Regions from separate parts of the Mus musculus genome. Here region 1 is linked to region 2. Evidence: chromatin contacts called from ENCODE POLR2A ChIA-PET data. All regions are on one chromosome and are shown on one strand. Each heading gives the region's core, a stretch centred on a gene start or an enhancer-like site at or near the end of the contact. The rest is flanking DNA. Distances are from core to core; before and after follow the strand shown. Region 1 holds the start of Cep72 (centrosomal protein 72). Region 2 holds the start of Brd9 (bromodomain containing 9).

What was found. ChIA-PET counts read pairs that join two places held with the same protein, here RNA polymerase II (POLR2A).
Region 1: POLR2A ChIA-PET joins it to region 2 with 20 read pairs in embryonic stem cell. The contact joins the promoter of Cep72 here to the promoter of Brd9 in region 2. POLR2A ChIA-PET finds 5 or more read pairs at or near these places in 4 of 5 experiments (Patski and embryonic stem cell).

The regions. Positions count from the first base shown.
Region 1 is chr13:74,060,911-74,064,391 of GRCm38, reverse strand. It overlaps Cep72 (centrosomal protein 72), which reads left to right and starts at 2,107. Exons shown (of 12, transcript NM_028959.3): 1 at 2,107-2,208. The coding sequence starts at 2,130.
Region 2 is chr13:73,936,270-73,939,377 of GRCm38, reverse strand. Brd9 (bromodomain containing 9) reads right to left here and starts at 1,550. Exons shown (of 16, transcript NM_001378947.1): 1 at 1,433-1,550; 2 at 730-944; 3 at 381-513. The coding sequence starts at 1,484. It overlaps Trip13 (thyroid hormone receptor interactor 13), which reads left to right and starts at 1,611. Exons shown (of 13, transcript NM_027182.2): 1 at 1,611-1,888; 2 at 3,106-3,108. The coding sequence starts at 1,797.

The DNA of each region.
Region 1 (3,481 bases), core at 858-3,357, 120 kb before region 2:
CTTCAGTCTCCTCCTGATGGCTCTGACTGCTTGCTCGCGATCCTTTGTCTACACTACTGGGTTCTAACATTAGTCTGGGGATATGCAGTCAGAGCCAGCGCCTCTAGCAACTATGTGCCTTGCACCAGTGGGAGGTCCACCTATGAGCATGGAAGCATTCTTTTCAACATTGCCAACAGGCTGGTGTGGCTCCTGATTGACTTTAGGAGGAAGTACTGTGGTATGCACATAAGCCCAGCTTTTGTAACAGGAAGGAGAGATCTAACTAGCTAAGGAAACATACTAGAGTATTGCCCCTACAAGAGAATGAGGAGCGCTAACAATGTCATGTCACCCATAGCTCTAAGAGGCCCACTGAGGATGCAGGGCCCTCCTCCTATCTAAAACTCTCAGTCTTGATGGCACCTCCTCCTTTTACTCCCTATGGCCAAAGACAGTCATGGAGAAAGGCAGAAACCCTCAGGGGCCAGCTTGAACCTATATTTTCTTCAGGCACATATGGGTGGGTCAGCCTCAGGCTGCCCTGCCTCCCTCCTGGTCTTTTTGAAGATGACTATATATTTTGTGCCCACATGTTTAGAGATTCAGGCTGGAGAGTGAAAGCCTCCATGGAAGATCCTAGAAAACCACAAGGGGTATCAGGTAGAAAGAGCCAGAGAGGCCTCCTCTGCTCCCACCAATGTCCAGCTGGCCTAGGTTGTGGGTCTTAAGCAGCACATGTTTTGGCATGTCCTACAGAGAGAGCATACAAAAAGAAGCACAAGCCTTATACATGGCAACAGTGGCTCTTCTTACCCCATCTCAGACAGCTGATGAATGCCAAGGTTGGGAGCAGCATGGGGGGGGGGTGTGTATGTGAGATCAACAGAATGTTCTGGGTAGGACTGCCTGCCAACTCTCCAGGTAGTAGGGAAGACCAGGCTGTGGGACTCCAGCTAAGGAAGGTTCCTGCTAACCTCCAGGTCTAGTTGGGAAAGCTTTATGAACTATGAGGCAGAAGGGATTGTTCCTGATGTGACCCAGCCTGGCTCATCATCTCTATCTCCGAGTCACAACACTGTTCCTTGCTCTGTGTCTTCACCAGCACCAAATCAAGTTCAAGTGCTGCTGGCTCACTCCTAAACACCTCAAATGGAACTTAAGGACATAAAACAGCTTAAATGCATGTAGGTTTGGCCACAGTCTAATGTTACCACGGCAGATGGTATTTAATAAACCACCGGAAAGAGTACTTGGTAGTAATTAATCATTAGCATAACCTTTTACTGAGGCTTGTAAGAAATCATAGGCTTGTAGGAATCTTTGCAGGGTGCAAAGCTAATCCTTGTCCCTCTTTCTTCAGTGAAGATGTAAAACGTTAGTAAACAGAAACGTTACTTCCCAAGTTTCTACTGGCACTTTCATTGCAGTAGAAAAGCTGGTCTTGGGTCTGTCCCTGACAGACCATCCGTCTCCCCAAGGTCCCACTTGGACTCTGATCTTGGTCAGAGAAAATAGAATAAGAGAGGGTGATTGAAATCTGTGTTGTGTCCTGAGGCGCCACATGTCTTAGATGGCAAGCATACAAGCCTTAATTTGCTTCTGAAAAGCTTAGTTATCTCTCCAATGCCTGGAAGTTATTAGTAGACCCCAGGTTTGATGAAAGGACTTTCAATGTGTCTTAGTTAGGAGAAATTTTTTTTTTTTTTTTTTTTTTTTTTTGCACACAGCCTGTCTCTCCAGCCACATGATGAGAACTTTTGGAAGTGCGTGGGGGTTGGCGGGGGGGGGGGGGGGGAGCATCTCAGGGGCTGGGACAGGAAGAAACCTTAGGAGAGAAGGCTCCTGGAGGGAGTAGGAAATGAATGGAAGTGGGAGTAGGTGCGAATGCCCCGGGCACTAACAGCTGTTTCCACAAACCGCACTGAACGCAATGGGGTTGTCCTGGGGAGGAGCCAGAGCAGGGTGAGGTTGCACTCAGAGCTCAGCGGATTAGGATGGCTTGGGTGAACCTGTCCCAAAGAAAGTTTTAAACACAGCCGAAGCTCCGCCCACCCTCCTGGGCCCGCCCCTTGCAGGCTTGGTCCCGCCCGCCCGTTCCAGATCACGTCACAGCGCAGGCGCCGCGCGCCAGCGTCCGGTTTGAAAACATGGCGCCAGGCCAGCGGTTGGTTTTGTGTGAAGAGACTGTACGAGAGCGCAGCGGCCTGGGTCCCCACCGCGACCTGGGTGCGTGGGGGACAGACTGGGTTGGCCTGCCGGGCCTGATAGCTCTGCCTCCGTGCGAATGGCACTTGACCACAAACGGTCTCGGCCCGTGGGGCAAGGAGGCGGGGCCGGCTGGGCGGGTTTGTGGGGAAGGGCGTGGCTAAGGTCCTGGAGAGCCGGTGGACGCGGCCTGGGTTTTCTGTGGGACCGCGGTCAGGCTGAGCCCCCCGCTTCTTTTTTGCAGCAGCTTTCATCTGTCTTCCTGGGTTCCTACATGGCATTTCGCTTATGAAGATGCAGGTCTCTTTTTATATGGTTTGGACATCAAGGCCCCATTACGTTTTGAGCAAGAGATCGTGCGGAATTTGTGTTGTGATTTTTTTTTTTTCCTTTTTAACTTTTTTCCCCTGGACTTTGACAGGGAAACCACGCAGGCCTAGAATTTTCCATTGTTGAAGATTTTCGATTACCATTTTTTAAATTCGATTACGATTTTTAAACTTATAGTGGTTTCACCTAGAGTGCATTTTCGTTATCTAAATCGTTTTTTCTTGATTGTCAACCATATCTACATAGAACTGACTACAGCATTCTCTTACTATTTTATTAATGCTTGTGGGGCCTGTAGGGATATTCCCCATTTTCATAAATGGTACTTAATCTGGCTCTATCTTTCAGTCATGTTGGAGATATACGGTTTTTGGTCATGCCAAAGACACCACTTTTGGGTTGGTTGATTTGTCTTCACTGTTTTTAAATTTTACCTTTTTCTCTGTGCTTGCTTTGCATTTATTTTCCTCTTTAGATTCTAGAAGTGAAACGTGTGGATTAAAGCTTGTTTTATAATTTAAATCTCTTAATCTGTACATTTCTCTTTACGTATCACATAGCTGCACACACTAACACATTTGTTAGTGTTTATATTTCTACTGTGTGTTAAGGTACTGGAGATAGAACATAGGGCTTTGCATATGCTAAGCAAATGCCCTGTCATGGGACTTCACCCCAAACGTTTTTTTAATTTTTCAAGTGTGTTATTAAGCCAAGATGACCTTGATCTCCATTTTTAACGGAACCTGGCCTTGGAATTTTAGTCCGACACTCAAGTGGCTAGGATTGCAGGCAGTTGCCACCATGACTGGTTCTAATTTTCATTGATTTTAATATGCTTTTCAAATATCCCTTTAGGTATCTTCTTAGACCTCCAAATTATTTAGTGATTGCTCACATTTTTATTCTTTAGGGATGTCTTTTTAACGAATTATGTGTCGGGAGGTTTTCTTGTTTTTTTGTG
Region 2 (3,108 bases), core at 301-2,800:
TAAAAAGCCCTGTTTCGCTGGGCGTGGTGGCACACGCCTTTAATCAAAGCACTCGGCAGGCAGATGCAGGAGGATTTCTGAATTCAAGGTCAGCCTGGTCTACAGAGTGAGTACTATACAGTCAGGGCTATACAGAGAAACCCTGTCTCGAAAAACCAGAACAAAAAACCAGAAAAACAAACAAAACAAAACAACTAACCAACCAAATAAAAATATAGTAGGTTTTGTAGGACACATATGGTTGGTCTCTGGCATCCATGTGTCTGTTTTACCAGTCTTCAAGAGAATTTACTCATTTTTAGCTTGTGAAATGTCCCCAACAACTAGATAACCACGCTATAGACAAGGTAGGAAACTCATGTTTGGGGACAGGGTCTTGCCTGGCTGTGTTCGGCAGGCTCTCACTGGTCGGTCTGGGGGTGGCTCCACCTCCACCTTCTTTCCAGGGTCGAAAGCATCAGCCTCCCCCTCTGAGTCGCAGTGTTCCTTCTCCCGTTTCCGTTTCTTCTCTTCCTGTAAGTATGGAAGAATAGAGGGCACAGAACAGCCAGAACCCTTTTAGACTGGTAATGCAGGCTCCGCACACGTCTGCGCATTCCCCAGACTGGGAAGAAGAGCCACTCCTGACACCTGACAGGCATCACCTGAAGATGCCCTGGAAGCCCAGAACTGCAGCAACGGTATAGCCAGGCGTGATTAGGGACCCATCTTAGGCCATTGAACCTTTACCTTCCGCTTCCTCCTCTCCTCCTCATCGAGGTGCTTCTCCTTCTCTGACTTTTTCTTCTTCTTTTTCTTCTTTTCTCTGTGTCTCTCCCGTTCGTGGTCTGAGCGATCGTCGTAGTAGCTGGAGTCGTGGCCAGATCCTGAGAGCTCTGTCACTTCACTTCCTCCCACCTTGAGCACCAGCTTCAGAGGCTTCTCCAGTGGCGTGTCTGTATAATCTGCACACAGACCGTACGTAGGTCAAGCTTGCAAAATACTGAGTAGAAATACTGCACCCCTGTGGGTGTGAATCTAGACAGCAAGGAGTTGTCAAAACCACAGACTATGTAATCTCAAACTGACAGATTGGTGTTCAATCCTCTCTTTCAAACCACAAAATCACCACTGAGGATATTCCGAGGGTACAACAACCCGACCTGAGACCCAGGACCCCAATTCCTTCACGGAAGCCCTCTTTTTGCTGCGGGTCTTCCTGGTGTCAGAGAGGAGGTACATAGTGGCTACAGGACCCAAAAAAGAAGCCTATAGCCTCTTCGCAGCAGATTCCCTTTTTCAGCTCTAACCCCGCCCCTCCTACGATTGTCCACTACCTGGCTCTAAGCTCCTCCTTCTCACGGGACCCCGCCCAGCACAGACCACGCCCTTCCCCTGGAACGCCTTCCCCTGCCCGTATCGGCAACCTAGACCCCGCCCGTGGGATCCGCACCTTCGTAGGACGAGCGCCATTCCGCCTTGTGCTTCTTGTGCTTTTTGCCCATGGCTGAGATAGCACGGGATCCGGTGAGAAGCGGCTGCCGGTAGCTCGACCTGCGCCAGTCGGAAGTAGCGCCTTCGCCACCGCCAAGTGCTTCCGGGTCAGGGTGGGGCGGTGCGCAGCGCGCGGCAGATTCGAAGCTCGGTGGGGCGGGGCGGGTTGCAAAGCGCCGAGCGGCTCGGGCGGCGGAAGTGGATTTGGCCGGCCCTTAGCCAAGGTGGATCCTCCTACATCGGAGAAGGCTGTCGCACAGGGCGCAGGGAGGCGACCGCGGCCTCACTCCGGCGGCATTCCCTCGGCTCCCGGCGGCGGCGCCATGGACGAGGCGGTGGGCGACCTGAAGCAAGCGCTTCCCTGTGTTGCCGAATCGCCCGCGGTCCATGTGGAGGTTCTGCAGCGCAGCGGAAGGTGAGCGTATATACGGAGTCCGACCACGCGGGGCGCGACCTGATCCGACCCCACCACGCGTGACTCCGAGTGGCACGACCTTACCCCAACTCTTAGGATTCCACCCCACAGCGTCCCACCCCTCAGTACGGCCCCACTTCGCACGACCTGAACAGCCTGACATGAACCCACCTAGTATGACCCAGCACACCTCCACCCCACTTCAGTTGACCCTAACAGCATGATCCGACTTTGCCCTCCATCCCACCACACATTACTCTTGAGTTTCACCTCTCACATTGCCGCATATCCCATCCAGACCCTACCACCATCCCAGACTATCTGGCAGGACCCCACAGCTCTCAACTGACTGGCCTATGGAGCACAGCCTAACGATGAGCTCCATGTAATAGGACCTGCTAAGCGACAGAAGTGATCTCCAGTCAATTAGGGGTGCAAGGAAGTGCAGTGTCAGTAGAGCAAGTATTTAATTTGCAAAGCCAGAATCCAGTGGCAAATTTCCTGTTACAAAGATTATGTACGTACTCCAGGTTAGACCCTACAGCTATGCATTTTCAGGTTTTCCTTAAAAGGGCTGCTAACATGGATTGAATGCTCATAATGTTTCAGGCTTGTCTCAAACACTGAATTTTTATTAATTTTCATAGTAGTGTGTGAAGAACTAGTGGCACCTCCTTTTTCTAATTAGCCTGAGGGTGGCTGATGGTATGACTGCAGGCCTGGGACCCTACAGTTGATCCTAAGACAGTACACTGCCAAGCCCCATCTTGACTAATGACTTTCTTGTATATGTCTGAGGTCTGAGGGAGGGAAGGTGTGTGTCTGTGTGTGTGTGTGTGTGTGTGTGTGTGTGTGTGTGTGTGTGTCTGAGTGTCTGTGTTTGAAACAAGTTCTTCTGTCTCAGCTTGCATGCTGAAATTACAGCCAGACCTAGCTATACTTTAGTGGGGTTTTTTTTGTTTTTTTGTTTGTTTTTGTCGTTTTTGTTTGTTTGTTTTTTGGTTTTTTTTTTTTTTTCTTGGTTTTTCGGAACAGGGTTTTTCTGTGTAGCCCTGGCTGACCTGGAACTCACTTTGTAGACCAGGCTGGCCTCGAACTCAGAAATCCGCCTGCCTCTGCCTCCCAAGTGCTGGGCTTAAAGGCGTGTGCTACCACGCCCAGCTTTTAGTGTTTTTCTTAACTAAGATATTTTATATATGTTTTATTTATCTTTCTAGCAC